2 separate regions of the Homo sapiens genome follow, and region 2 is linked to region 1. Evidence: chromatin loops called from intact Hi-C (ENCODE). Cell type or tissue: chondrocyte. All regions are shown on one strand. Each heading gives the region's core, and the rest is flanking DNA. Links, peaks and the distances in the headings are about the cores only. Region 1 overlaps SLC38A11 (solute carrier family 38 member 11). Region 2 overlaps COBLL1 (cordon-bleu WH2 repeat protein like 1).

Region 1 (16,520 bases), core at 2,753-10,752:
TCTGCTCACTGCAACCTCCACCCCCCAGGTTCAAGTGATTCTCCTGCCTCAGTCTCTTGAGTAGCTGGGATTACAGGCCCACGCCACCACACCCGGCTAATTTTTGTATTTTTAGTACAGACGGGGTTTCACCATGTTGGTCAGGCTGATCTCGAACTCCTGACCTTGTGACCCACCTCCCTCAGTCTCTCAAAGTGCTGGGATTACGGACGTGAGCACCACGCCTGGTCTATGGAAGTTATTTCATTTGGGCAGGGGGCGTACACTAGGCTGTAAATAGAATACCTTGCAAGGTTATATCTTGGAACATACACCCTATAGATAAGGGGGGAGTACTGTGTATATACTGTATACTATTTCTTGATCATGGCCCTCTGTATTCACAGCTTCTGCATGTGCAGACACAACCAACTGTGGACAGAAATATTGGAAAAAAATTAAAAATAACAATATGACAATAATGATACAAATTTTAAAATACAGTATGACTACTATTTATATAGAATTTACATTGTATTAGATATTGTAAGCAATCTAGAGATAATTTAAATTATATAAAAGTATGTGCTTAAGTTATATGCAAGTATTAAACCATTTTATATCAGGGACTTGAGCATCCATGGCTTTTGATATCCAATGGAGGGTCCTGGAACCAATCCCTCCCACATACCAAGGGACAACTGTGTATGCATGACCAATGTCATCTTCCAGCTTTTAGCTTACCTTTGTATTTTTAAATGTGTATATAAATAATTTTATCATATGGATGTTTTATATTTACCTTCCATTGATTTTATTGTTTATCTTTATTATAACTTTAATATTATGGGGTTTTTTTGAGTTTTAAATTTCTTTTCCTCCTTCAATATTTTATTTATTTTATTTTATTCATTTTGAGGCAGGGTCGTACTCTATTGACCAAGCTAGAGTGCAATGGGGTGATCATGGCTCACTGCAGCCTCAACCTTCCAAGCTCAAGTGATTCTCCCATCACAGCTTCTCGAGTAGTTGGGTGTATAGGCACACACCATCATGCCTGGCTAATGTTTTTATTTTTTGTAGAGCCTGGATCTCCCTGTGTTGCCCAGGCCAGTCTTGAACTCAAAGCAATCCTTCTGCCTCGGCCTCCCAAAGTGCAGGGATTTCAGGCGTGAACCATCATGCCCAGCCTCAATATTGTATTTTATTCTTTGATTTCTTTTTTTCTGTATTTTATTATTTGAATTTAAAAATTAATTTGGGGTAAATTGATGTTTATATGATATTGAGTCTTCCCATTTGTGTGTATGGATATGGTATATTTCTCCATTTATTTGTGTCTTTCAATAAAAGTTTAACATGACGTTAAAATCATGCACATCTTTTAAAGTATTTAGTGTTTTTGTTGTCACTGCCACTTAAAAAAACATTTTAATTGGTCATTGTTTGTGTACATCAGCCCACTTGATGTTTTCTGTGTATTGAACTTGTATCCAGTAACCTTGCTGAATACTCTTATTTTCCATATGCATAAATTTTCCATATGTGTAATTATGTTGTGTACAAATAATTTACACAATCTTTTCAATGATTACACATCACTTATTTTATTGAATCAGCTAGGAATATCAATAATATATTCAGGATGCAGTGATATTGAACATCCTATCTGGTTTCATCCCTTAAGTAGAGTATTTCTAACTTTTCACTTTTAAATATGCCATTTGCTATAGGATTTGGTGGACATTCCTTATCCAGTAAAGGAAGTTCTATTTTATTATTAGTTTGCTCACCATGTTTTTCAAAATAAATACTGAGTTGTATGCTTTTCTATATATTTTGAAATGGTCATAAGCTTCTTTCCTTCATTAATCTGTTAATGTGGTAAATTACACCAATATCTATTAATATAACAGCTATTAATAAATATTGATTATATTAATATTTTGTTATTAAACTCCCCTTGCATTTATTGAAAAAATATTCGTAGTCATAATTCCTTATCTTATAAATTGCTTGATGGCATTTGATTTCATATTTCAGCATTTACAGTTTAAAGTCAAAAGGTCTATAACTTTATGTTTCCATCCAGGTTGAGTATCAAAGTTTCAGCAATCTCATAAAATATACCCGAGAACTTTCTTCTCTCTCTTTTTTTTTTTTCCTGTACAACTGATTGTATCTGGAACTCAATCCTAGGCTATTTTATAAATGATTGGAAAGCCATATTCAATATCTGTTTCCTTCTCTTTCCCTAGATTTAGACATATGCATTTTCCTATCTGTAACATCTTTTTTGGCACTTTCCATCTTATAAAATCATCATCATTATGATGAACAGAGAAAATCCAAAATTATCTCTAGGTATTGTTTCACACTCCGGGAATATACCCAAGGAACCATATGGACCCAGGGAAAAAATTTAAATGGAAGAGAAAAAATGAAAATGAAACTTCTACATTTTATTACTAATATAAGATTTAAAAAGTAGGACACCACCACAATCTGTACTAGGGTTGGGGAGTAAGGGTGAATATTTTCCAAGTGCAAAAACCATAAGAGGGAAAGCATACCATTTAAAGCATATTGCAAAGTTAGAGAATCCTCAAGTTTCTACAACTGTTAGTGCTGCCTGACTGAAATCATTTTCTAAGGATCATGTACAAAATATGTATTTTTTCCACATTAACATTGGAATTTAACAGGTATGCTGCTTTTAATGTCGACTGCTTTTAGAGTAGTGGAGGCAGCAGGTGGCAGTAGTTCCCACTCCCAAAACTGGGAATTGGAGCAAGTCTTATAACAATCTGTGGCCTCTCTTGCAGGCCTGCCTTTCTGTGAAGTTTCTTTGTGTCTGTAACTGCTCGTTTCATATATGGGAAAAAGGATGATATAATGCATAAATCCCACAAAGTGTGGACAACAAACAAGATTTTTTTGTATGTACCTTCTTTACATAGAGGATGAATAAACAAACTTATGAAATAGATGGGTCTTCATCTTTAGAATTTCTGTTTTTTATTGAAAATACCCAGCGCCTTTTCATGCTTCCTAGGAATATCCCTGTTCCATTCTTCATGCATTGTTTTGAGTCTTACTCAAGCCTTCCCTTCCCAGGGAAGTTGGCCATACTTTTAGACTTTTTGCTGCCTTTATTAATAATGCTGGATAATAACATTAATACTAATAACTGTTTATTGAACATGTGCTATGTGATAAACTCTCTTCCAGAAGTTTTACATATTTTATCTCATTTAATCTACACAGTCACTTAATGAGTTAGATACTACAATTATCCCCAGTTTATAAATGTTGAAATTGAAGCACAGAGAGGTCCTGTAACTTGCCTAAAATCACACAGCTAATAAGTGGAAGGAGGCCAGAAGAACAATTTAAGCTAACTGACCTTAGAGCCTCTGCTGTTCATCATTATTCATGATGTGTTAGCCAGGTAGACCTATCACTGCCAATATCAAATATTTTAATTCCACTAGGATGTAGCCTGTTTCAAGCTGTTTAAAGTGCATATATTTCCAAAATTCCCTTGAGAAATACATCTACAGTTGGGAATTTGAGGCCACTGTCAGATGGTTCTGCCTGGAAAAAACATGGGAGTGAATAAACCAGGAAGATAAATCTCAACTTCTTCACTAATTATTTGTGGAAGCTTGGCAAGTTATATCACCATCCAGAGCTTGATTTTCTTCATGTGTTAAATGGTGATAATAATACTTAAGTGTTATTTTGAAAATTAAATGAGATAACACAGTAGAGTTTCTAGAAGATAGTACATCCTCAATTAGTATTAGTTCATGTTTACCTCTCTCAATAAATTTTAGTGCTGACTAAATTTTTCTTGGGTAGGTTAAGCCTGAAAAAAATAAGAGCGGAATGAACAGCAGTAACTGGGCATTGTTAATTTTTGTATCTCCCTCAAAAGGTAGCTGAACTGGTAGGTGCATAATCAATGCTGTCTGTTAAATTGATGAGCAAATAAACAAATTCACAAAATTACATAGTCTGGATATTTTACATATGTAAAAATAGAATTTGTCCAAGTATTTGACATACATTTTAGAGGACTGGGGTTAAGAGATAACACTCATGCTCCTGGGAAATTTATTCATGATTACACAAGATTAATGGGAGCCCCTTATTAATTTCTGGCTTAAAGACACTCAGTTTATATTTGTGATACCATTTCTTGTTATCTGATATACTGATGCTTGTATTTATTTAACAATTTATCAAGTTAACTGATTTTTCTTCTAGACCAAAAACAGAAGACGCTTGGGTATTTGCAAAGCCCAATGCCATTCAAGCGGTCGGGGTTATGTCTTTTGGTGAGTATTTGGTTTCAAAGGCCCTTTCTCAATGTGGAGTTCTCTGTTCCATGAAAAAGTGCTGTGTTTCATATTTATGTCTGGATAGCAGATGTCCTAAGTTTTAGACTTCCTATTAGCAGCATATGATCTAGTTTGTGCCAATATAAAATTAGGCTCAAACTTTTCTCACTCATCACTAAAATTTGCTTCAATTTGGAGAAATCTATTTCTCATGCAGAAACTCATTACAGTCATCTTGTTTCTTAACTTGGAAGGCTAGCAAGTGTTATGGACTTCTTCAAACCCTTTATTATGTCCCAAATGGCAAAGGAAGCCACAGGATGAAAACGATGGGAAAAAGATTTCCTTCAGATGGGAAGGGTCATTAGGAAAAGGAAAATGAGAGAGAATGTTGGACTGGCCTGGTTTATATCAAGAGTAACATGAAAAGACCACATAAGCCTGATGTGAATGAATGGTCTCATTTCTAGAACTATTAGAAAAATTATTTTCTGACATATTAATAAAGTTGTATGTTTAAACTTCAGTTCATTGGCATCTAAAGTAGTATATATCTCTGAATTTCAGAACTAAAAAAGAAAACCCTGGTGCTTGATTTAATAATGCTCTTTTTTTTTGTATTGCAGCATTTATTTGCCACCATAACTCCTTCTTAGTTTACAGTTCTCTAGAAGAACCCACAGTAGCTAAGTGGTCCCGCCTTATCCATATGTCCATCGTGATTTCTGTATTTATCTGTATATTCTTTGCTACATGTGGATACTTGACATTTACTGGCTTCACCCAAGGTAAAATGAGAGATTCAGTTATAGTGTTCATGTGCATTGGTACAGGTATACCGAATGTTCTACTCATTATTGTTACAGGTATGCCCAGTGTTCTATTTCAAAGATTACTCTCTTCCACCCATTCTCTCTACCCTCCTGCCCCCCTGCTGTCTGTTTCCTAGTTTTTACCTTTTTAAACTGCTCAATTTAGTTCTGTAGCCCATACTCTCTCCTTCCACACACTGTCACTTCCTAGCACATGATTTTTGGCTTTCCTCCACTGCAGCTTCATTTTCAAAGGTACCAGTGGCCTCCCAATCTTCAGAGCAAATAGCTTCGATTTGGATTCTCCCGAATCTCTCTGAATCACTTAACAATACTGAACTTCCTTTCTTTGCTCAAATTTTCCTCCCTTAGAGGAAAGAGTATTATTATATTATCATTGTTATTCTTTCTCTCTGTTAATTTTTTTTCTGTTTTCTTTTTCTTTACCCTCTCTAATCCCCCACTCCACTCCATCCCACACCACCCAGATAACGGGCTCAAGCATATTGTTTTCTCTTCTCTCAAAAAAATTTCCCGGTACTTTCATTGTTTTAATTCTAACCCAGACCTTTCTTTTTGTCTCCAACCTGCTGCCTGTAGGACGTTTCTACTCAGTTGTTCTATATTTGTCTTAATCACAAAACATCATGTTTCCCTTAAAACCAGACCTTTTCTTCCTCCCTCCAAAGATATTTCTCTCTTTTTTTGCATTCACCCAGGCCCAGCAACTGAGCAGTCCTCTCTTCTACTTCCCTTGACCCTTACATTCAATCATCAGTGTAGTGTAGTAGTCAGGGCAGTCCAGCAGTAGGCTGTGATTTACATATTTCACAGCTCTTGCAGGTCTATTATCTCATTGACCTTCAGACAACCCTTTGAAGGGAAGTGGAATAACTAGTTTTACCCCCTGATTAAAACACAAAGAGGTGAAGTAACTTGCTCATGCTGGCTGATGACAAACCAGAAAACAAGTCTTCTGACTCTTAAGTTCAGTTTTCTTTCCATCCTCTTTCTGCCTGCCCTGTTTTGGTCAACCATGACCCTCTGAAAGTTGTCCCTTTGCCTCTAGCTCCCATTAGCTTAGTTTTCTGAAAACCTGGGTGCTCTTGGGAGGATGGCTGCCTTATTCTGAACAGAGGTTACAGATCACTATGACTTTAGGCAAATATTTCTCAAGAAATGAAGAAAGATGGCTTCAAAAAATAATGATTAACAAAATTCAAATGCAGTCAAAAATATAATACATGCCTGTGCCACTAGAGTGCAGTAACAAAGTGACCTTGAAACTTCTGATAAGAATTGTGTTCCAAAGCATTTCTATGTATCACTATTGCTACATAGTTTGCCAATGCAAATGGCCTATGGGCTCTGGTCTGTACAGGACCTTGGTTTTTAAATGCCTTTTCTGTAAGACATAACCTTTTTTGTTAGTTACATCTTCCTGGAGTTTTTATCAGTGGTAATTGCTCAGATATAATTAAATCTTTATAAAACAAAGCTGACAGGTTTTTAATGCCGTTTTCCCCCTAGCTGTAATTCTTTAAAATACAACTTAGATTCAGGCTGCAATAAGCTGACATTGTTTCTCCAGGCCACCTCTCCTTAGGTAAATCTAGTCTAATTTGTGCATACTGCATTCTTCTTTTCTAACCTCTTTCAGTAGATAAATTTCAGCTTGAGAGGCGGTGGGAACTCTAGATTCTCCTCGACATTTCTAGTGACTTTCGAAAAGACAATAGGGCTCATTTTTTTAGTGGAGGTTAGTGAACGGGGAACTTCAGTCCTTTTTTCTTAGAGTGCTGGAATCTTTTCAGTCAACCTTGAAGCAGGTTTCTGCCACCTTACTTTGTGTTTTAATCCCCTCCTGCCCAAAAGGGATGTTCTAAAGTAATGTAGATTTGTTCTAGTTGATGGGGGGAGGGGTGAGAGCCACTTAAAGTAAATCTTGGGAAGAGGCAAATTATTTAGGATATTCAGCTTTGTAATGAAAAAAACAGTACAGAGGTATTATAGCTTTTCTTCTTTTTAAATGGTGTAGTATTGAGTATTGATCTTAAAAAAATTTAATTTTCAATTAAGTTTAATTTTAAAAAGGTTACCACAATTTTAACATTTAAGCACGTTATATACAGAAAATCAGCAAGCCCAAGTACTCTGTTTCGGCATTAGTCATTGTTATATTTTTATTTTTTTTATTTCTTCCATGGACTACTGTACAGTTGTAGGTAATTGTTTTTTGATGACATGACATCTGTGCCCTAGTTAGATCCCTGTATTTCTTCATAGACAGTTGAGAAATATAGTCTCTAAATAAGAATTGTTTCAAGGTATATTTAGTCCATCATCTAGTCTGGAACTTATTAAATTTAATGTTCTTTCTGGGACATAGCCATATTTTCACAGTTTTGAATCAGTGCATTTACACTTGGGCTCATGAGGTGCCATGAAAGGTAACATATGTTTGGAATTTCTCGCTGTGGCCCCAAGGTTGGGATGAAACCCTATAGCATGATACACAGGAAATTCAGCTCCCCAGATGTACTGGTTTACTCTTCCTTTCAGGATTGTTCTTGATCTAAGAATAGCATTTCAAAAGGAAATTTGTTTATTTTTAACAGACATTTTTAAAAAATAATGAAGTCACTTACTCACCAGAAACAAAGACCAGAAACCAGTTTACAAAGCCAGTGCTGAAGAATTTAGGGAGTTGATTCTGATGTAAGAAGACAATGGATAAAGTATTTTTCAGAAGTCAGTACAAATTGGCAGCAAATCTACCAAAAACAAATAATAAGAGAAAAACTATCAGTGATGGATTTATCTTCACATGTAGCATGTACTGGTTTAAATCAGTGAATAACTACATAGTTATTGAATTCAAAAACTTTTATTTAGACCTGGTCATCTATTCTCTTAATTAAATGAAATGAAGTTTATGGAGATTCACTTATAAGTCATGTGTTGCTTAATGACAGGGAAACATTCTGAGAAATGCATTGTTAGGTGATTTCCTCATTGTGCAAACATCACAGAGTATACGTACACAAATCTAGATGGTAGCACCTATTACACACCTAGGCTATATGCTATAGCTTATTGCTCCTAGGCTATAAACCTCTACAGCATGTTTCTGTACTGAATTCTGTAGGCAACTGTAGCAGAATGGAAAGTATTTATGTATCTAAACATAGAAAAATATATAGTAAAAATACAGCATTGTAATCATATATGTGGGCCATTAGGTGATGCATAACTGTAATATCTAATATTTAATTTATTAGATAGTTATCTCAAACATTTAGTATCTAGTAAATAAACTTATTTTATATTACTATCTAGGGGACTTATTTGAAAATTACTGCAGAAATGATGACCTGGTAACATTTGGAAGATTTTGTTATGGTGTCACTGTCATTTTGACATACCCTATGGAATGCTTTGTGACAAGAGAGGTAAGCGCGGTTCCTTCCCAACGCTTTACCCAGGTGATCTCTCTGCCACATTTAATTTAGGAAGATTTATAAATAATACAGTTTGGCAAATTCCCAAGGGCATGACAAATGGTATAATTTGTAAAATTTTCTTTTTTGACTCTAAAATGTCAGAGTTTAAAGATGAATTTATATTCAGATGTTTACAAGACAATTTTTCAAAAGTTCGGTTTGAAAATTAGGTTTGGTAGATTTGGCTTATATTTCTGTGAGCACAAATATTTATACAACTGCATTCCAAAGTGACTGCCAGCCTTTTGCGACAGCCAAACTAAAGTTGTTGCTTTTAAGGCATTCTTACAAAGAAATTAAGTATCAAGGTTTAAAACATGTTTTACAAAACTGTCTTTTTGCTTAGATGTTTTATCAGTCAACATGTATTAAAGGCACTGTAGAATCTACAGATTCTAACTGGTTTTGTTATTTTTTAAAAACTAAAATATCTTATATTCCATGGAGAACCAAAATTCAACTGAAACTTTTAGTTTTACAGATACATTTTATTTATGTATTTATACATGTAGACGTGTATATTTACAACTATACATAACATAAACTAATAATATAAATAATAACAAATATATAGGATATTATTTACATATAAATATATTGTATTGTCAAAGTCAGCTCTAAATTGGGTTATATATTCCACTTGTATTTGTAGAGAAATATTATCTGAAAGAGAATTCATTCTTTTGGTGTAAAATTGGATAACATGGCCTGTCAGGAATCCCTTATGCTGTCAGCTAAAAATCCACTGTACCAGTCGGCAGTAAAACATGATCTTGCTTCACAGTGGGTCTTTCAGGGACCACACTGAAAAGGGCTCAGTCATAGGATCTGTTCCTAGAGGCTGTTTATACAGTGCACCATGTGAAAGGGTCTAATGAGATAAGTGAAATATCTACAGAGCTTTAAATACACTAAATAATCAGCAGGCTTCTTGAGGCAAGCCAGGGCTTACTTTAAGTCAGTCCCAGGGATAAGGAACTGACTGCACGGGGAAACAGAAGAGGGAAATGTTTAGCACTGTGTATGTCCTTTACAACTAGCACTTCTCTCCCTCACACATGTATAACTCACAGGCCAGTTCTCTACCTTGACTATAAAGGAGAAATAGACTGAACTAATTTTTTTTTAAATTTAAGAGCCTTTCGAAACTTTACTAGCTATTGTCAGATGCAGGACATGGTATTATTTTAGCTTCTGCTCAGTACGTAGGTTCAAATCTAATCTCTAGATCAGCAAGTAAGAACAGATGGTGCATTCTCACGTGGTTGCTAGTAAACTGCCTGCCTGCAGACGATCTGAGTCACTTCACCTGCACAACTTCTGTGTTTAGTACTTGAAACTTGAGTTTCCTTTCTAGCTGCTGTGGCAGGAAGATAGAACTGAATCAAGATCTCTGCCACAATAGCAAATACTCAGCAGAAGAATGGTGTCTATAACTTTCCCTTCTCTTACTCTTCATTCTGCACACACACACAGGTACACACACAAATGTATGACTGACAAAAATATAATCAAACTGTTTCAATTCATAAAAGCACTAAAAAGGCTGTCTACCCTTAACAAATATCTCTTACTACCTGCCTCACTAAGTGATTTTTCACTCTCACAATTATATCATAGAGGCATCTGTAAGAATGGATCTTAAATAAGATAATACTTGGAGAGACATTACAACTTATGTTATTAATATCACCATTAAATTATTAGCAAAGTCATGGCAGTATGTGACACATGGGAGATGTTGCATATCCAGGCAGCACAGCTTAGAGAGATGGCTTCTTTATGATACCTCAATATCTGACCTTCTGTTATTTCCAACTCTTTGTCTCACTGTTCTTTTGCACAGGGTCACTACTTATTCAGACTATCTTCTCTTTATCCTCCATAGGTATTGTTCCTGTTATTACCTCTTTGCTCTTTTTCACGCTCTTGTCTCAGCCTATAATTCTGCTCCAAATCCTGTGCATGTTTCAAGCCCTACCTCAAACCAAGGTAGGTCAAGCATATTTCAGGGATGCTGTAAAGGAGATTACTGTAAGGAGACGGCTCTAGATACCTAAAGCTCCTTCTAGTCCTAAATTCTCCTTGATCTTTTTTGTCCTGTTATAAATTGATCTCTACTTGCTTTTTTAAGTTTCGTTGTATGCCTCCAAAAATTAATTCCTGAGAATAGGAATCATTTCCCTGACATTTTATCTTTGCAAACCATATCATAATATGGGACACATTAAGTCAGTAATTTTTTATTGCTTTCCTGATCTGAGTAGTCATGAAAAATGGTGATGAACTCTTGCCCATTTTTGTTGAGGAAAGGCAAGATAAAATAGACTTAAATTATAACAAATAGGAATTAGTTAATGCAGAATTAATTTCCTGTTAGTAAAGGATATTACACATCCAGTATTAATAAGGGAAATGTGACAGCTACTTCTTAGAGGCCATGCAAATAATCTAAATAGCATGTTTAGTTTGTTTTAGTAGTAACCTATTGGACTCAAGAAAGAAGGATAAGATAACTTTCCAAAGTCTCTCCTGTACTTGAAAGATACATGTATTGAAACATCGGTATGCCACACTATAGGTCTGTAATATAATCCACTGACTAATAGTTCAACAAAGAATACTTGTTATTGATATGTGTGTCTGTATGTAAGTAATTTGGAAAATATAGAACATTCCTAGTGACTTAAGATTTGATTAATAGCCTTGTTGGTAGTATTTTATATATTCCTAAATACTATTGTAAAATACTCCCTCAATAAATCCTGCATGCCTTTAAAAGTCCCTCTCAAAATAATCTGTTTATTCGGCAGGTAATTGCCAATGTGTTTTTTGGTGGGAATCTTTCATCGGTTTTCCACATTGTTGTAACAGTGATGGTCATCACTGTAGCCACGCTTGTGTCATTGCTGATTGATTGCCTCGGGATAGTTCTAGAACTCAATGTGAGTACGTGCAAAGATTTACCCCTTCACTCTAAAATTCTCTTTAAAAGATAATGATTACATTTAACATAAGATGTATTTTCCTTAACAAAAGTGTCACTTTTGAAGTGGAATCAAAATATGTTTGTAATAGTAAATATTTTCAATGATGATTCTGTGCACTTTGTGGGACTATATAGTTTTAAAGTAGTGGTTGTTTAGAGACATATGGGGTCGTCACAACTGGGTAGGCAGTGCTGTTGGCCTCTAGTGGATAGAGGCCAGGGATATACATCCCACAATGTGCAGGTCTCTCACAGCAAAAAATTATCTGATCCAAAATGTCAATTGTGCTGAGGTTGAGAAACCCTGGTTTAGAGTACTTTTGCATATCTCATTTACTATAACACATAAATGTTACTAAAAATAGCTATAAATTAAGTGGATTTGGACTTTGCTGAATAATAATATATCTAGTGAAATTTATGAGAAATATGAAAGGATTCAAGTTATATCCATTCACTTGCTATGACAAAATTTCTTTTTCTTTAAATATTTTTCTTTCTCCAGATCTTTCTTTTATAGTCTGCACTGCCATCAACCAAATAGAAGTCCTCATAATATCACAGTTGAATTAATCCCAGCTCTGTTTCAACTATCATGTATTTAAGTTCTGCTTTCAGTTTATCGGCATTTTCCTACCAGAGCAAGTATAAATTCCGTTGCTTCTACCATCTTGTCTTCTGTGTAAAACTATTTCCCATTTACTTCCCAAAATTTATGTTCAGCTCTAGTCAATCTAATTTTTTGGCCTGTGAATAAGCCATATCAATTCTTTCCATTATTCTTTGTCCTATCTGCTTTTTATTTCCGATAATGATTATTTTTCTTTCATTTCTGTCCAAATTTTACAAAAACTTTAAGATCCAGTGCAACTTCTAATTCCTTTATTCACATTCACTGATCATATATTTATTGAGTAATTACTATGTGCCACACAATAGAATATAAGGATGAATGCAATAAGAAAGGACCTGTGCATTCTCACAAATAAACATAAAAGTTCAACTGCAATATAGGTGATGAAGACAGAGGAGGCCAGGAACGGTGGCTCACACTGTAATCTCAGCATTTTTGGAGGCCAAAGTGGATGGATTGCTTGAGCCCAGGAGTTGGAGACCAGCCTGGGCAACACAGTGAAACCCCGTCTCTACAAAAAATTAGCCGGGTTTGGTGGCATGTGCCTGTAGTCCCAGCTACTTGAGAGGCTGAGGTGAGAGGATTGCTTGAGCCCAGGAGGTAGAGGTTTCAGTGAGCTGAGATGGCACCACTGCACTCCAGCCTGGGCAACAGAGTGAGACCCGGTCTCAAAAAAAAAAAAAAAAAAAAAGAGAAAAGAAGACAGAGGGAAATGGATGGATTCCCAAAACACATTTTTCAGAAAAGATTGGCATAATTTGGTGACACAGATTCCATTGGGAAGACAGGGGGCAGAATGACTTCTTGGTTGTATTTTGTGGAACTAGAATAATGATGTCATTTGCTAAGACAGGAATGGAAGTTGTTCTACCACTACAAAGTGGCTAATCTTCTACAATCCTTACAGAATTTCTCATCAGAATCACCCACCAGTTAGCACTTATTGGTCATGCACCACAGGGAGGGCAAACCCATACAGATGGGATCCCAAGTCATCATTTACTCGTTTCATTGAGAATTGAGGCATAGGTGAAGGTATTATTGTCAGTGCCCAAGTTACTATGTCATCCAGAGGCCATTTTGATTTGAAATTCCATACAAAGGCAGGAGGGAATTCAGTCAGGGACCCTACTGGGGACTTTCTTGTAAATGGAAAGTGGGGAGTAAGCAGTTTCCAAAACCTCAGGAGACTGGTAATTGTCTATTCTACCAACAGTGGAAGGAAAGCTCATAGGAAAGTAAGCAAGTGTCAAAGGTAACTTTTACCTTCTTCCCAGTTTTGCATAGGCCAAACACTAGTAGGGCCACTAAAAATCATTTCGCATACCAATCTTGATTTGTGTAGATGGATCACTACTACATTAATGCGCTGACTTAATTTATGTATTATCTCGTGTCATGTATTGTTGAAGCTGTCCATAAGCTTGCCTTACCTAACAATTGGTAAGCTCTTTGAAGACAAAAATACTTAACCACCTCCTCCCTCCTCCATAGTATTTGGCACAGGGCTAAGGACACAGTGCTGAAATTATTGCATGGGTGATTGCACCTTGGGACTACAGTTCAGGATCTATTTCTATAAATATTCTTAGACACAAGATGCTTTCTTTAATGTAGTACCAGGAAATGAAATGTTATAAAAAATGGTTGCTGTTGACAGTAGTAGTAATCTTTCACCTATGCTGTGGAGATAATCAACATAATGATTTCCAAGCCCTGTTTTTTCCTGTTTTATGAAATATCTTGTTTGAGTCCACAAATTTGTTTGTTGATATTTTAGGATTTTGTTGTAAGACAAAATATATTTATTATCTGCCTGAACATTCACTACATAGTGATAGCCCAACAAATTTTTTTTTGTTTTCAAGTTAATCAAGTGCACACATATTGCTCATTTTTCAGGAATGAGTTTTTTTTGTAAATCTAGCCATTACTTTCTGTAAAGTTAATTGCTAATCTCCATGGCATTTGCACAACAAAATTGTAGGCATATAATCATATTAAATATTCTCTATTATACTTATATTGAAAACTGTTTTGGTTAATACAGAATTCTGGTATTAAAGAATAATCATAGAAGAATACATTGTGAATATCTATTTTAAAGTCAAGATCTGAGCTGGCCCTGGAGGACTATTTTTAAAATTTAAAATATGATTCAAGATCTTTAGATTTTTTTAAAACCTGATTATATAGACATACATTAAAAATTAGAGTGCTAAATTGTCTGTTATGACCTAATAGCCCAAGACAATTATGCTAGTTTTAAAGCACTTTGTAAGAATTAATAAAATCTAGGATCTCCATTCTCAGACCACCTGAGAATAAGTGTTTTTCACATCAGTACGTCTTTTGGTGTGCGTAAGAACGTATTCAAATCTTTACTCAACTCCTTTTTGTGTGGACACTTACCATGTCTAATAGAGCCAAATCAAGCATCATGTCTGTTAGTAACTAATACACGCTGGATCATGCAACACTTTGGAAGTAACTTAAAGCATGCTGTGTTCTACTTCATAATAATAATGTGGGCAGGGCGCAGTGGCTGATGCCTGTAATCCCAGCACTTTGAGAAGCCAAAGCAGGCGGATCACCTGAGGTCAGGAGTTCAAGACCTGCTTGGCCAACATGGTGAAATCCTGTCTCTACTAAAAAATACCAAAAAAAAGAGAAAATATTAGCTGGGTGTGGTGGCACATGCCTGTAGTCCCAACCACTCGGGAGGCTGAGACAGGAGAATTGCTTGAACCCAGGAGGCGGAAGTTGCAGTGAGCCAAGATTGCGCCAGTGCACTCTAGCCTGGGTGACAAAGCAAGACTCCATCTCAAAAAATAAAAAAAAAGAATAATAATAATAATAATGTGAGCTACCATGTATTGAGTACTTACTCTGTACCAGGTGCTTTGCAGTATCATCTCCTTTTATCTATATTAAATTGACAGATGAAGAAACTGAGGCACTGCATGATTAAATACTCTGAGGTCATACTAGTTACAAGTAAAAAAATACAGATTTGAACACAGGCATTTGGACCCTAAAGCTCACATTTTAAATCATTACACTACTCTGAGATTTCCTAAGCATAAGATTTTAAATTATGTAAAATAATTATGCTCATTTCTCTATCCACTTTCTTAGGTTATAAAATCTATGCATTGAGTTTATCTGTAAGAAAGGTTAAGAGTAATCTATGATACATATGGATAGACTTTAATAATGGGTTAAAACATACCAGGAGATGAAATAAAATGGAACTGAAAAGTTTTTGTCTTAATAATTTTTAGTTAATAACTTTCATCTTAGTAATTGTAGTAATTTAGAAATGTAGTTAATAGCTTTTATCTTAGATAACAATTTTAGTACTTTAGGAATTCTTTTTTATTTTAGCTTCTGAATAAGTAGAATAATGAGCTTCACAGATGAGATGAATCAGATCATGCAAGGTTAGGGAAATGCTACTATTTAGTATCACCAAATAATATAGAATAAAATGAATTGAGGTAATAGTTATTGAATTAAAAAATAGAACCTTGCTTTCCTTTTTTTTTCTTGTTTTCATGTCAGTAGACAACAATGAAATATTTTTCCAAAGCAAACACACACTAAGTTTTAAAGGTTTCATTTTAGAAGCAAATCAAATAAATATAAGCACTATTCTTGGTAACAAGAATCCAGCGTCTTAGCACTAATGTTGCTATTGGAGAAAAGAGGCATCTGCAGTAATTGGGCCCTATGGGTTTCTACTCGCAGCAGTACAAAGAGAGAAAATGAAGCAGCTGGTGCCTGTGCCAGCATAACCAGCTCAACAAGCATTGTGTGTGGTTTACAGTGGAAGGAAGAAAGCAAGCCAAATGCCAGCAAGAGCCCAGATAAAGAAATACAGTCTTTGGGGTGAGCAAGCCATAATCCCAGTTGCCAAAGACTTCCTGAGCAAGAGAGAGTTTCTTTTTGAAGTATTGGAGTGAATTTCATGAGTTTAGATTAATTACAAAGTAGAAATTTAAAAGATGTATAAGCATTATTTTATTTAGTTTCCAGCTTCCTTGCATCATTTGAGAAATTTCTATTCAGGTAGGAAAATTCAGGCACTTTTTCAATCTGTACTGGCAATAAAAATGTTCAATAGCTTCTGTCCTTTCTCTCCAGCAAACTGCAAAATACTCTGACATCCACAGTGTTATTATCAATTAATAAGAACTGTCCCATCTTTATAACTTAGACTATATTTTGTTGTCTTTTTAATAAGCAGTTATGATT
Region 2 (16,520 bases), core at 3,876-11,875, 180 kb after region 1:
TTAAATAAAACCATAAATATGTCATTACTTATAGTTTATTTTCATATTTTATTTTTTCAATCCATCAAATCATTGGATTGGCCTATGTAAGTTCAGAATGTCTACTATTTCTGTTATAAGTTAGTTAAGAGGTTGTCTTAGTGATGCAAAAATATTTATTAGAAAATTATTAGTAATGTTTTTCATTGAAGCAGATATATTATTTATCAAACAACCCATCATAGTTCATTGCTAGGTACAGTGGGAAATAGCCATCTATGTGCAGTGGGAAATACAGCCATCCATACCATGCGGCTTTCTTGCTTTCATTCTTTGAGATAGGGTCTCACCATGTTGCGCAGGCTGGACTCAAACTCCTGGACTCAATGGATCCCCCCACCTGTCTGCCGAGTAACTGGAATCTCTGCTGTGTGCCACCACATCTGGCTAGCATGCTTCATGCTTCTTTTTTGCAGGGAGTTATAAATGTAGGTAGAGAGTTGAAACTGGTACCCCCCAAAAGATCTAAAAAGTTACATCTATGGAATTGGTATGTGCTATATCAATTCAAAGAAGGAAGAAATTCTGTGGAAGGGGTAGTTTGGGGCAAACAGGGTGAATTTAACTAGTCTCTGAAGGATAAGGTAGGGTTTGTCTGAATCGAGAGGTGGAACATACTACATCGGAAACAAATAGGATGAAGGGCCCAAAGGTAAGAGTTACTGTGAAATGAGAGTGAGATACTGATCTCTATCCTGAAACATTAAGGATTTTTGTAATTTATCTAATCAAAGAAAATACATTTTCCTCTTGACTTGCTATAGTGAACACACAGTAACTAAATTTAATAGAGGCCAATATAAAATTTCTTTATCATGTTTCTTTTTATGTCCAAGTAATGTAGGCATAGTACTCAAAACAAAACAAAATGCTGACTGGAAAAGGAAAACAAAATCCTAATTCGACCATCCAACACTAACAGTTAACATTGTAGAACATTTTTTCTAGATGTGAAAAACCACTACTAGATCATATTTATAAAAATACATCATATTAAAAAGTTACCTTAAAAATAAAATATTTTGTATTTTTTGTGTTTTCTTTATATTTTAGGAGAAAACCAAAAGCCAAGGCACCACTTCCTCCAGCTGAGACCAAATATACTGATGTCTCTTCAGCTGCTGATTCTGTAGAATCCACTGCTTTCATCATGGAACAGAAAGAAAACATGATAGATAAAGACGTTGAACTCTCAGTGGTCCTACCTGGGGATATTATCAAATCTACTACTGTTCATGGCAGGTACGCTGGAGTAAATGAAATATCAGGACCTCCCCTTCTTATTCCACCATTGAAAGTCTCTGTGATATACGTCTTGATGTTTGTTCTTTGACAAAACACTTCATTTATCACTCAGTTTAGTTACCTGTTAAAAAAAAAGACTGCTAAAATGGTGTTAAAAATTTTCTATCAATGTTTTAATATCAGTGCTATGAATTCCACAAACCCAATTAAATGACTCTTGAAATTTGGAACCCTTTCATATCTCGTTAGTTATTTAACAAGTTTTTAAAAATAAGCCTTTCCTGGAGGAATGGCCATTAGTTATATTGATTTTGTAAACCAAACTTACAAAACAAGCCCAGTGACCCACAGGAAAATCCTATCCTTTTCTTCTCAAATTGTTCTTCCCACTTTAAGCTGCTTCTTTAAGTTTACAAAACTCTTAATTTTAAGAGTTTTATTACTCTTAAAATGTAATACTTTTGTATGTATCAAAACAGTTAAATCTGTCTGTAAATTAATTGGCAGTTTTTTTATTTCATTGAATGATTTAATTACTTTATTTAAAATGTGGGTGAGTTAAGTAGAAAAGTAAAATCAAACTTTATCCCAGCAAAAAGGAAAGATGTGATTTAGAAGACTGGTATTTTTAAATACCTTTGCGAAAATTGGAAAAATGGAAAAAAGCCAAGTGTAATTTTCCATTTCACTTTGAAGTGGAAAGTTACATGAACTATAGACTTGGTCTTGTTCTTTCACCTTCAACTGCCTATTTGTTATCAGGAATCCTGTTTTAGAAATTTAAGCTGTTTTGACCTTAGCTCGCTCGCTCGCTCTCTCTCTCTCTTTCTCTGTGTGTGTGTGTTGTGTATAAGGAAAAGAATATATTGGGTATTGCATTCTTATAATCTGGTTTTGTCTAGAAAAACTCATTCAAGGTAACCTTAATTTTAAGATTTATCATTAAAATCATGTGTAACTTTACAGATTATTTAAAGTAGATGAAAACAAAATAGTTCAGCTTTAGCAAATAATATAGTATTATTTAACTCTGATTAAATTTGAGGAAGTTGCATTTTGCCATTTATTTTGTATTGAAAGTCACTTTGGAGATCACACATTGAACCCTATTTATGAGATTGAGAAAATTGTCTGTGGTAGGCTCCCACCTGCAGCTGTGGATGGCCTCGTATGTGTGAGAAAGACATCTTGAAAGTTAGAGACAATGGCCATTATCATCAATTCTTGAAATAATATTACTCTGGTTTTAAAGGGTTAATGGATCTGGCTGGGGGTAATAAAGGCAATTCCTTTTTTATTTTTTTTTAATTTTTCCTGAATTCAAAATAAGAAAAAAAAAGTCAACTTTTTTTCTAGTTCTTCAGGGTTTCAGGTGATGTTGGTTTCATCACAAATACTCTTGAAAATTTCTTCTTAGGGATGTAACAGTCATCTCTTCATATTGCCTTATTCTCTGTTTGCTATCATTGCACCTCTGGGTTCTTCAGATTTTGTTTTTTAAACCTCAGTGACTTTAATATCAGAAGCGTGTTTTTTCTCTCCGTCCTGTCACCCGTCATAGTTATTTTAGACTTTTCCACATGCCACCCCGAGTTAACTTTTCTTCTGTTTCCTCAACTCTGGAAACCGAGATCCATGGTCAACTTTCCTGTTTCCACCAGAGAATGGTGGAATCTCATCACTTTAAAACGGTTCCATTTCTGAGATCTTAGGGTTCCTTATTTGAATACCAGCTTTTTAAACATCTAGCTTATCCACTTTCTCTTTAACTGAATTAGTTCTTCATCCTCCTCAAGTCTAATTTATGACTGTTCTGTAGGATGCTGCAATTTTCTTCATGTCTAAATTTTCTTCATATGTATTTTTTCTTCATACCTGATAGATTCTGCATCAGATATTTCACCTACATTTGTACTTACAAGCACCCTAGATTTTTCCCACCCTCCCTCCAGCATGTTTGCCCCCTCAGGTCCCTAAATCTGAGTAACTTTCCATCAGTCAGCTTTATGTTTCTGGGCCACCAACTGTTGTTGAATTGCTGCAGTTTTTTAAATCTATGAAAATGTATTATAGCCGAATTGATAGGATTAAATATGATTAAATGAAATACTATCAGGGCTTGGCGCCTATTGGCTTTCTCTCTTTTTTTTTTTTTTAATTGGGAACTGCTTTTCTTAACCCTGGGCTCTCTTCATTTACCTTGCACCCTCAGATTAATCTAAAATGCCTCTCTGTTTGTGGTACTACCTTTGATAAAAGACTGCAGGACAGCAATTCAATGTCAAATTAAAGGAGTCCAAACTACCTAGCCTGGAGATTGGGATACCTTATTTTCTCCTCCAAAATTAAGTAGGCTTTTCCTTCACCACCACTCTCCTTCCTTTGTGTATCTTTTTTTTGTTTGTTTTTTGAGACAGTCTTGCTCTGTTGCGCAGGCTGGAGTGCATTGGCGGGATCTTGGCTCACGGCAACCTCCACCTCCCGGGTTCAAGCAATTCTCCTGCCCCAGTGTCCCAAGTAGCTGGGATTACAGATGAACACCACCATGCCCAGCTAATTTTTGTATTTTTAGAAGAGATGGGATTTCACCATATTGGCCAGGCTGGTCTCGAACTCCTGACCTCAGGTGATCCACCCACCTCAGCCTCCCAAAGTGCTGAGATTACAGACATGAGCCACTGTGCCTGGCCCTTCTTTGTGTATCTTAAGCTTCACCACATGCCTCTTGCTCTTCCTTTGTTCTTCTACAAATACTCTATTTCTTTCACCTCAATACGTTTATGAACTTTTCCCCCCCTCGTGTAACTCACTAGCCTCATTTTCTCCAGTTAGTTTATATAGCTCAGGTGACATATTTTATATAAAGGCTCCCTGATCTCCCCAGAATCAGTGATTAACTCTGGCTTCCAAAATCTTCCGACACTTTATATCATATTTATTACATATTGTTCTATGCTGCAATGTATGTGTAGGTCTTACCTTTTGAAGAAACCACAGAGCCATGAGAATATCATTACTTTTCTTTATAGTGCCTAGCACAGTTTCTTGCAATGTGGTAGGCATTTCATGAATTTATCAAAATGAATATTGTCTTCCTAAACCCTTATGTGTAGATGGAGGTAGCAACATAAATGGTATGAAGAAGCACTTGGAATGAGTCCTAGTTGTTTACCCAGAATCTTTTAAGTAAAGATATTTTCTCCAGGCAGAGAGCAAGGTAGGAATGGAATGCCCCAAATTCTGATTCCTTTTTAAATTTTGTTTAGGGCTGAAGAGTTTTTCTGAGAGTAGAATTTATATCAGTGTTTTTGTTTGTTTGTTTGTTTAGATGGGGTTTCAGTCACACAGGCTGGAGTGCAGTGGTAAGAGCTGGACTCACTGCAGCTTCTGCCTCCCAGACTCAAGCAATCTTCCCACCCCAGCCTCCCAAGTAGCTAGGACCACAGGCGTGTGCTACCATGCCCAGCTAATTCTTGTATTTTTTGTAGAGATGGGATTTCCCCATGTTGCCCAGCATGTATATCAGTGTTTTTACTATGGGGTTTCATTTAGGGACTTTGTTCGCAGTAGTTTTATAATTCAGGCATGACTCATTGATGCTATGACTAATTTTCTATTTTAAGTGTTTGTGATTTAAAGTAGTTGTGTGATTCTGAATATCTTAGGAGTGTGATTCTGGGATATCTTAATGCGATCCAAGATGTTTTAGAGTTTGACTTGATATATCTTAAAAGTGTGACTTGGGATATCTTAATAGTGTGATTAGGGATGTCTTGAGTGTCACAGCTGCTGCTGACCCATTGTTTCACAAAACTGTTTAACAACAAAAAGAAATGTTCAAATAGAAAATTATGTACTACTACTGAAAAATGTTAACTACCTAATGGGAAGACTCATAATGACAAAAATAAAATTTCTTCATGGCTTTGTTACTACCATATAAAAGGAATATGAAAAATCTCAACAGAATAATACAAGAATTTGGTGGAGGTAATTTTAAGTGTGTGAGAGTTTCTTAGATAAATAGAGTTCTATATGTAACTCTGAAAAGACTTCAATGCAGTTTTTTGAGACCATGCTTTCTGAATTTGTCTGAATATTTCTTGTATATTTATTTTGATAGTGTAGTACTATTTCTTATGCCTTTATTGTGAAGAATACTATCAATGTTTGACGGAAGTACAGATTTCAGAAACTTATATGCCTCAGTTCACTTTTCAGAAATAAGTTTCCCACTCAAAATGTGTTCTTGGGGAATATTTTTGGAAAGTCCCCCCATAGATCTCATGCACAGGTGGGCTCAGGATGTTCTATTTTGGGGAATGTGAGTGCACAGTGGTATCTTCAGAAGAACGCACTTGTTTGTACATTGATTTTCACCAAAGAGCTTGTTCAGATTAGGAAACACAGTGGGGTTGGCGGTGGTCACAGACTTTATGCTCAGGGAGAAACTTATTATCCTGAATTAGGTTGGTAGCCATCTGCCAGCTCAACTATTTTTGGTACCAGAACTTAGTGATGCCATCTCTTTAATGACCAAAAGTCACCATGTCTCTACTATCTTGCCTTTGTGAGGCTCTGCTTACATTGGGCGGGGGTTGCCATGCTAACCTGAAAACTCTTGGGCATTTCTGCATATCCTAATATCATGGATGGTTGGACTGAAAGAAGGAGGAATTAAAATATTTAATTTATATATAAGATACAGTGTAGTATAGATGTATGTGTGTGTATGTCTATGTGTATGTATGTATATATGTTTGCACACATATATAAATGTGTGCGTCTGTGTATAGACTGTGTATACCAAATCCAAAATCTCAAATGCTTCAAATTCCAAAACTTTTTGAGTGTGAATATGATGCTCAAAGGAAATGTTTATTGGAGCATTTCAAATTTTGGATTTCCAGATTAGAGATGCTCAACTCGTGTAATGCAAATACTTCAAAATCTGAAAAAAAATGTGAAATGTAAAACACTTCATGCCTTAAGAATGTTGGATGAGGGATACTCAACCTGTTTCTGTGTGTCTGTGTATCATGTATATAATCGATAAACATCTTTTTCACCAGTCAAAGCAGTTCCTTGCCTTTCTAGAAATGAACATTAAAGGACTACTGTTACAGAACTCGTGGCTCTTCTTCTCAGAAAATGCTATACTTCACAACAGCATAAGCAGTGGTGTCTGCTAGTACTTGGGAAAAGTTAATTTTTAATGAAAGTGAGCTTATAGACTAAACAGATATAGAAACCACATAGAATAAGGAAATATGTGGGTACATTTGTATATGATCTGTATATGGTCTTCATCTTATAGTCGGGTATCAGCTTCATAGGTAATTATTCCTCATTGAATAAGTATTAGTTCCTTTTTCCTCTTTTCCCTTTCTCCAGGCTAAACTTTTAAAGCAAAATGTTCATTTTGGGAAATCTGAAAAGATTGACACGAATCCTTCTTAGCCTGTTGAGAGAGCATTCAATGGCATGCTATCACACTTTCCTACAAGAGGGAGGAAGAAATAAGCACCATTTATAACAGAGGAAGATATTTCTTTTACGCCCTTACCACAAATAGGAATTTGTTTTGATTGGAGCACATGTGAGATGTCATAATTGAAAACACAAAGAAAGCACAGAACTCCAAGCTAGAAGTCCCAACTAGAAGTTACAGTTTGTTCTAGACTTGCTGTGTGATCTCAAGCAAGTCACCTCACCTCTCTGGGCTTTTCACATAAAATAACCCAGAGACATGTCGCACATGCTTTTCAGCCTGATTTACCTGTCCCATAGCACCAGTTTACAGCAGAGTTGAGCCTAAGCCCGCGGTTTTGCCTGGCATAGGGTTGGTCCGCTGAGGAACTCGGGAGCATTTTACATGGATTACAGCGCCACCTATTGGGAAAAAGTAGACTATGAAAAATGACAAGATAAAGGGATCGGTGTGGGATTTTTGCTGAAAAAACGAGAGTAACAACAGTATGGATCTAGAAAAATTTCTGAAGTTCACGTCATATTTATATTTATTGAGAAGTGTCCAGTGATGACAAATGTGTGATAAATATATGTTTATAGCAGGGTAATTTTTTTTTAACTGTCAAAAATCTATAGGGTGGTACAAACCATGTTTAACTATATAAGATGCTTAAATTTTGGTTTAGATCCTTATTCTGCTGTAATTGCCTAAAACAAAAGTTGGCATTTTAACTGTGCAAGTACCTAGACATAACAGTACTACTTGAGTTTTTAATCGGTACTATTTGAGTTTTTAATCATCCTGTCATCTAGGTTCTGTCATTGCCCTCCCATGTCCCCCATGGCTCTGAGCCCAGGAGAATGTCAGCCTCTGTCACCTGCCTGCTCCCCTGGTTGGGAAAGGGGTGACAAAGTATTCACAAATGTCCTCAGAACATTGTTCCTGGCAGGGCCACCCTCTTCCCTTTGCTTTCCTGGCGTCTACACCTTATAATAATGACCCTTTTTAATTTCAGTTTTTTAACTTAATTTAATTTTTAAATTTTTCTAGAGACAGGGTCTCACTCCATTGCCCAGGCTGGAGTGCAGTGGTGTAATCATAGCTCACTGCAGCCTCAAACTCTGGGCTCAAGTGATTGTCCTGCCTTGGCCTCCCAAAGTGCTGGGATTACAGATGTGAGCCACCGTGCTCAGCACTAATTTTAGTTTTTAAATTTTTGTGATTACAAGTGCAATAGTTAGATGTTTTAGAAAGTTGGAAAATACAGATAAGCCAAAAAATTGTAAATGCAATTTCATTAAGCAGGCAGATTGCAACTTCTAACATTGCAGTGTCTAGCCTTTTATTCTTAGGCATGCACATATATGTACACCCATCTATATGTGCACTTCTTTTTTACAACAATATGGTATTATATTGTACGTGCTATTTGTAACCTGCTTTTTTTCAGTTAATGATTTCCATCTTTCATGTCAATAAAATGTTATCCTTTGTCTATATTCAAATTGCCCCAATTATAGTGAGATATATTTGTAGTATTTTTGTTTTTATAAGGGGCATGTATGTGTGTTTAGTAGGTGTGTTCTTAAATCACAATTTTTATGATGGTAATTATTTATAATTAGCTCTGAGTATAACACCTAAGATAAACAACCAGATAGAGTCCAAAGTGGTGACTTTCTAAAAATTGTGGGGCTTTTTACATTTAGTAATATCTATTTTTAGTATGTTAAGAACTTATCAGCTTAGTAATCTGACCTATTACTATTTATCTTCAAATCTTAATTTCATGTGTTATTTTCTTCAAAATATTTCTTATAGCATAATAAGCATTCTCAATTTTGAGAATGGGTCTATTTGTTTCGTGTACCTGGTACATTTCATTTCTTGCACACACAGAGAGAGCACTGCTTCATTCCTGAACTCATTACTGAACTACATGGGTTAGCATAAGATTGATAAACATCAGCAGCAATAGAGAATGTTTTAAAATTTCTGTACTATTACTGGTATGTGTAATTGGGTTGTTGGTGTGCACTTACAAGGTACAGATATGAAACTAATCCAGGGAATTGTTATTTATTTCTGAAAGAAGTGGGAAATCTCATAGGGATTTCTTCATTTCAAAGAAGAGCTTTTAGAGTCTTAAAAAAAAATCAGCCCTCTAGAAAATTATTATATTATCTTACAAGAGAAAAAATTCTGTAAATAATGTTAATGCAAAGCAGACTCTGCTGAGTAATAAAATAACCCAAAATTCAATGTGGTGTAATAATATAGAGGAGTGATTATAATGTTCATCCAATCCTTTTCCACTTTTAATGATTTGCCTCAGGTTTTAGATGGACTGCTCACGTGTGCTCCTGCCTTAGGAAACAGGAAGACAGGCATCTTTTCTGTGGTGATCCTGTGGTCAAACCCATTAGCCAACTGCCTTCAGGTGCATCAACTAGGGGATGATTATCCAACCAGAATTGTTATCTTTGGCAGAAGTAGTTTGGCATCCAGGTGGATAATTCTGAGCTCTATTCAAGCGATTATTTTATTTCCTGTGGGTGCACTTTGTGACTAGTTAACCCCAGCGGCAGCTCCATTGGAAGCACGACCTGCTTAAAAGTTAATGTCCTACTTTTGTAGTGTTATGACTCCTTTATGGTAAAGCTAGACAGTCAGTAATTCCCAACCTCAAAATCTTGTGGTCAGGGTCAGCTTTCCTGTGTTACAGTGCTGAATGCTGAGGCTTCAATTAAATATTTAAAGCATTCAAACTAGTCTGAGTCTATTTTTGGAAAAGATCTTAACCCTATTTAATGTTTATGTCTCACCTTTGTGTAAAGATGGTATGGCTTAGGCAAAACAAGCTTATTAATTATAAAAAACAACAGAGCTTTCACCATGTTACTTTTTTCTAAAGCATATGAACCTCCTCTCAACAAGTATGCTTTCTCATGTGTCAGTTGTATTAGTCTACTATGCATTTGAGCCCCTTGACTTTCAAGCAGAATTAATCACTGTTTTCTCTAAATTCCCCATTCGACAACAGCGACCTAGCCAGGTGCCTAAAGATTACTAAGATGTGGTCCTGCTAGAGGGGAGCTCACATCTATGTACACACAGAACCCAGTTAACTTCTTGAGGTCACTCTGCTGCTTAAGATCTAAGTAAGGCTGGCCTGAACCCCTGTTCCACTTCCTGTGGAAGGTTCAATGCCCTTTATAATCTCATTGTAAACTCCCAAGAGTTTTACGTTCTTGGGGTCACCTCTGGCTCTGACTTTATGCCTTACCACCTCTGGATTCATATTTTTCAGTTTCTGCTTTTGAAATTTCATCCTTTATTTGACACCTCCCAAGGCTACCAGAACCTTAGTGATGGCTTGTAGAGTTATAGTAAGCACATCACATAGCAAACCATTGAAATTTGCATTTTAGGTCTCCTGTTGGTTACTTTCAGCAACACTGCCACTTTGTCCCTCCAATCCTGCCCTCTTTCCACTGGCTAGCTCCTCTTTCTGTCTCTGTCTCCTTTCTGCATTAGCTTCAATCCTATCAGCTCCCTACAAAATGTATCTAGAATCTGAGTAGTCCAGGACACCACCATCTCCCACCTAAATTTTCGCAATAACCTTGTAGCTGCTCCTCCAGGCTATTTTGAATACAAAAACCAGAATGTAATCCTTTTAAAAAGTAGAGTAGATCACATCACTCCTCAGAACTCTTTGGAGGCTTTCTGTCTCACTCAGTAAAATCTCAAGTCTTCACTTGAAAGGCCTTTAAACACTACAAGATTATCACCCTGATTTCATGCCTATTGTTTTCACTAGCCGACTAGTTTCTGTTTTTCTTTAAACACTTAGAGCACATTCCTGCCTCAGGGTTTTTGTACTTGTCAAAGCTATCTTTCCGCAGATATCCCAGTCCCTTCAAGGTCTCAATTCTGGTGTCATTTTTCAATTAGGACATTCCTAACTTCTTTCCTTATTTTTTTTTTTTTTGTCAGAGCATGTAACACCATCTGATATTTTATATATTTTACTTGTTTCTTTTTTCTCTTCTCTCTAGATCAGTTTCATAAACTTCATAAACTACAGTATGATCAGAATAGGTTGGAGTGCCTGTCAAAGCACAGATTGCTCTTCCTCATTCCCAGAGTTTCTGATTAATGATCTGGGCTGGGGCTTGACAATTTGCATTTCTAACAAGTTCCCAGCAGATACTGATGCTGCTGGTCTATGTATCACACCTTGAGAACCAGCGTGTTAGAATTACTCTATCCAGTATGGCAGCCATTCACCAAATGTGTCTACTTATATTGAATTTAAATTAATTTGAATAAAAAATTTGGTTTGGGAGTCCACTATCCCAGTAACCACTGTGTTAGTGCAGATATAGAACGTTTCCATCAGTGCAGAAAATTCCATTGGGCATATTACTGTAAAACACAAACCATAGAAAGATCCACATGGAGCTTACTTTGGTGTAAGGAATCAGGTTAGATACACAACTTTTCTTTTTCATCCGATAGTTTTCCCAGTACCACTTACTGAAAATTCAGTTGTTTCCCCAGAAACAATTCATATGCAGTATTAAATTCACATATGTAGTTATGTCTATTGCAGAACTTTCTGGATTGCTGCATTTATTTGTCTGGCAATAGGAATATTTTCAAGACAAATTTGGCTTCTGAAATTATTGAATAAAGAATTGGACCTAGAATTATAAAATGAGAGAATAAACTCATAAAGAACTTCTGTGGTTTTCAGTTGCCTCTCAAAGAGGCATTTTTAGTAGAAAACATATAGGCAGTGTTGAGTGCAAAGGTCATGATATAGTCGGCAACTTTTTTCTCATGATATCTGATATAGTGTGTAAAGTTTCTAGATAAATAAAATGACTGAGGGAATAGGCCATTATGTTAATATTCTTAACCAATTACCCACACTATTTATTAGATTAGAAAATTAATTTATCACAGATAGAAATACCAATGTTTCTACACAAGGAATCAAATTGTTCTTTTTAAAAAAATCAAAAATGTATTTTAAATGTTTATATGTTTATACATAAACGATGAAAATTATGGCACAAAAATAGGGATAAAAACCAAACAAAACTTTAATAATTTTTTGTTTTGTGTTTTGTTTTGTTTTGTTTTTTGAGATGGAGTCTTTCTCTGTTACCCAGGCTGGAGTGCAGTGGCGTGATCTCGGCTCACTGCAAGCTCCGCTTCCCAGGTTCACGCTATTCTCCTGCCTCAGCCTCCCAAGTAGCTGGGACTACAGACACCTGCCACCATGCCTGGCTAATTTTTTGTATTTTTAGTAGAGATGGGGTTTCACCACGTTAGCCAGGATGGCCTTGATCTCCTGACGTCATGATCCGCCTGCCTCGGCCTCCCAAAGTGCTGGGATTACAGGCGTGAGCCACCGCACCCGGCCATTTGTCTTGTTAACTTATGTATTTCTGGCAAAGATTCAAAAAAACTGTATATTTAAGAAGTAAAAGATGTTGGAAGAATGAGCTTCAATGTTTTTACATTTATTACTTGACACATTTATATATAGAGAGAAAGAAATACAGTCTGCATGTATCATCATTTACTCATAGACAACAGCAGACAGCTACCCCTTCAGTTGGCAATGAAAGTTCTCTTCTCTTCCAGCTAAACTGCATTTATAATAGTATATAACTAGACATTACCTAATCCTTCTTAACTTTATTTACTATCAAAGAAAGTACTATTTCCAAGTCTAGAATTGGTATGTGCCATCCAATTGCTCTTGTAGAGTACCATATTACCAAAAAATCAACTTCCACAAGACCATTTTGCTAGTCTCTCTCTGGATGAAATTTAAAATGTCCTGTTTAAAGCCAAAACATGGGCAATATAGATACATTTATGGGCATAGCCTGTGGCTCAAAAGAAGGATGTAAAACTCTTAAATATTATGCAACCATCTAATAAAGACACAGGAAATGTATTTTGAGAATTGAAATGTATTCCTGAGAATTTTTTTTAAATTGAGGGACTTAGAACCTTTGATTTATTTATTTTTCTTTATATATATACAAGTAATAGGGTGCTACTTGTATGTGGGGGAGAAGGGATGTGTGAGGGACCGTTGAGAAACATACTCCTTATCCCATAAAGATTGGACTGGCCTAGGAGTAGGCAGCGACCACAGAAAGTAGAGATGGGGGCTGAACACGGGATGATCTGAAATCTATGTAACGTGTTGTTTGACTTCAAGACCACACAGTGTCCGACAGTGAATCCTTCCCCACCTCTGCAGGAGACTCCTTGTCTGGAAGAACTGCATCAGAGGCTGCAGGCCTGGGAGCTTACTAGGGGTGACGTGCCGTATGAAAACAGGTGCACTAAAATAAAAGTAGCATACTGAATGGTGGGATTTCTAGCCCCATTTCCCTGTCAAGTTCCCAAAAGCCAGTAACCAGGTTTATATCTCTAGTCAAGAAATTGGAGAATAACTTTTTACTGATATGTGCATTTCCCTTTCGAGGTGGGATGCAGATGGCTGGCTACCCGATTACCCTAAAGTGAATCCCATGAACCTATGCCTCCATCTGTAAAAATACGATGTACACACTGCGGTTTAGTGCCTTATTCTTAAGTGTGAACTAACAGTTTAGGATCACCTGACATTTGGGGAAAGCACATGATACCAAAGATTTTTTAGTGTGCTTTCCTTAAGGGATGACAGTATTAAGAAAGACTCAGAGACTATGTTGTTCTGTCAGTGATATGAATGAAAATATAAGTCTGTGTCAACAATGAGAATCTATGGAAAGGGAAGCAAAAAATTGGTAAGTATCCCTGAATTCCAAGTTGGGTATGAAAGTTTCTATAGAAATAAGTCCTGTATTACCAATAGTATTAAACATTCATTCATTATTTGAAATTATCTCATGCATTTACTTTATTTCAATTTTATGTTCTAGCACAAGAGCTGATAAGCGTTTTCTATCATGGGCCAGGAAATAAAAATAGTAGGCTTTGTGGGCTATGCCTATATAGTAGGTGTGGTCACCCTACTCCATTCTGCTGTTGTAACTAACACAAAAGCAGCCTGAGACGTTATATAAACAAACGGGCATGACTATTTTCTAATACAACTGTATTTACAAAAACAGACTGTGGGCCCATTTTGACCTGCACATTGTGGTTTGCTGACACTTGGTTTAGTTCATCCAGTAGAGTGTTAGATCTATGAGAACAGATATACTATAATACTTGTACTGTGATTCCAGTGCCTAGAGAATATTCATAACCTTTGGATGATTAAAGAATTTGTACTACACCTTTTAGGATTTTGTGGACTTCCTATGCAGATATTTACAGTCTGTTTTCTAAAGCCAAAAAGTGGTGGTGGTGGTTCCAAATGCTTCATTCTTATGAGAACTTTGTAACCAATTCATAAGCTAAAGACTGCCAATGTTATATTACAAATAATGTGTTGTGAAGGACTGCTCTTGGGTAAGGAAAGGACTCCTCCTCCTGAAATTTATAATTTGGAAACAATTTGGTAAAAACATAAAAGTAGTTGTTGAACTGACACTAGGATCTATGCTCTCTTGACTATCCCAGGACTTTTTAACTATTACAATTTTGTCTGTTTAAATATCTTGTAGTTCAATTTTTTTGGAGATTATTTTTGTTGTTGTTGTTGTTGTTGTTTTTATTGTTATTATTATTATGACAGGGTCTTGCTCTGTTGCCCAGGCTGGAGTGCAGTGGCGCGATCTCGGCTCATTGCAACCTCAACTTCCAGAGCTCGTGTTGTTCTCTGGCCTCCACCTCCTGAGTAGGTGGGACTACAGGCACACACCCACCACAGCAGGCTATTGTTTTTTTTTTTTATTTTTTGTAGATACAGGGTCTTGCCATGTTGCCCAGGCTGGTCTCCAACTCCTGGGCTCAAGCAGTCCTCCTGCCTTGGCCTGTAGCTTGACCTGTAGTTCAATATTTAAGCTGCTTTTCCAAAAACTATCTTGTAGACTTGTTTATCTATTGAAGACAAGCATTCTAAGAAAATCCTCAAAACAATAACGGGTAATGAAATACTCTTGTTTTACAGTAAACCTATGATGGACTTGTTGATATTCCTTTGTGCACAGTATCACTTAAATCCATCAAGTTACACAATCGATCTGTTGTCAGCTGAACAGAACCACATTAAATTTAAGCCAAACACACCAATAGGAATGTTGGAGGTAGAGAAGGTAATTTTAAAGCCAAAAATGTTGGATAAGAAAAAACCTACACCTATAATACCAGAGGTAAGAATTCCATTATATATTTTGATGTCTTATTCAGTCATTATCAGCAGCTCATTGTAAGTGAAATAAAAATGGACTTTACTGGTTAAATTTGATGTGAATGTGAGTATTATGTTTTTCTAGGCACTTTGTTTAGGATTCAGTTGGCTATTGATCCCTGGATTAAATAGAATTTGGGCAGTACTTTAGATTTAATGCTCTAAAATGATCAATATGATTGCATAAGTATGTAACAATTATGAATGATTTGTATTTTAAGCTACTCTTTTAAAAAGTATATGTAAAGGAAGGTTTTAGAATCTTTTCATGAAAATTAATAATTTCTTAAAGTAATTTTTTGGCTTCTGTGTACTTGGTAAGCAGCAGTTGTAACTTACTAACATCTATTTGTATGTGTGTTTTTGTTTTTTTTTCGAGTTCTTCATTGTGTTTGAATTTATTAACATCTAAACTATTAATGTGTGCCACACATTAACTCCATTTTCTTTAATGTACAAATTTCATGCAAAAATGTTTAACCACAATAATTCTAATATCAGTTCTTATTAAAATTGTTCTATTGCTATAAGCAATAGGGTAGAATTTTATGGGTTTCAAGAAATACTCTCATTATGAACATCAACCATTTTCATTTTATAATATATATAAAAGTTTGTATATTAAATTGATACATGTGACTTAAATATACATATTCTTGCATTTTCTTCATATTGTTATGAAGCTTTTTTCAAAGAAGGTGAGTTTTTGAAAATATTAAAACATACTTGCTTTCTACAATATATGATTTAATATTATTAATATATATTGGGATATTGGACTGCCTTCTGTCTAGGTATTTGTTTCTGTCTAGGTGTTTATTACATATCCCTGCTGTTTTTCTAGATGGAAATAGTTATATTTATGCTATAGCGTGGGATTATACAAAGGGTCTTAGTTTTGTGAATAAAGGTCTTTAAGGACCTGCAAAATGTACGTTTCACTTAGTATGGTCTCATGTTGCTAAGTTCCATACAGGATTTAATTCAATTACATAAAATGATGAGACGCTTAAAATCTTTGTAGTAATTTTAAATTATTAGTACTAGATATTTAATGAAGAGATTTAAATATTCTTTACTAAAACATTAAAATTAGCCAAAGTAGTAATAGTAACAACAAAAGTTAATCACAATAGCTAATGTTCTCTTATTGATAAATGACTATGTGCCAGGAAGTCTGCTAAGCTTTTCATATGGATTATCTCATTTATAATGTTTCAAATAGAAACAAAAATTTTAGTGACTTAACCAAAATACCCCTTTTTATTGAGGCAATAGAGAAATTATTTGAAAGATAAATATTCCTCAAAGGGTAGGATAAAATATACATAATTTTGTACTATGTATATTTGCTAATTTTAAAGTAAATATTTTAAGGAACAAAGTGAAAACATGAGTAGTACTAGATATGAGGCTAGTTTTTTAGGG

What was found. Hi-C counts contacts between places; a loop is a spot of excess contacts. Peaks named below come from ENCODE experiments on the same cell type or tissue, not always from the same donor. Only the 100,000 strongest peaks of a DNase experiment are listed, where the experiment ranks them.
Region 2: a loop joins it to region 1, with 6 times the contacts of the local background. A loop is called at or near these places in 91 of 110 quality-filtered maps.

Annotation. Positions count from the first base shown.
Region 1 is chr2:164,903,705-164,920,224 of GRCh38, reverse strand. It overlaps SLC38A11 (solute carrier family 38 member 11), which reads left to right. Exons shown (of 12, transcript NM_001351537.2): 8 at 4,252-4,322; 9 at 4,952-5,113; 10 at 8,477-8,589; 11 at 11,454-11,585. Among named protein-coding and RNA genes, the nearest start is that of SLC38A11, 44 kb to the left of the region's middle. RefSeq lists an enhancer at 6,765-7,281. In chondrocyte, for the core only: a CTCF peak has its summit at 6,416 (motif pointing right); no DNase peak of the experiment used is centred there.
Region 2 is chr2:164,728,448-164,744,967 of GRCh38, reverse strand. It overlaps COBLL1 (cordon-bleu WH2 repeat protein like 1), which reads left to right. Exons shown (of 14, transcript NM_001365672.2): 3 at 1,093-1,281; 4 at 14,853-15,054. Among named protein-coding and RNA genes, the nearest start is that of SNORA70F, 49 kb to the right of the region's middle. In chondrocyte, for the core only: CTCF peaks have their summits at 7,175 (motif pointing left) and 10,337; no DNase peak of the experiment used is centred there.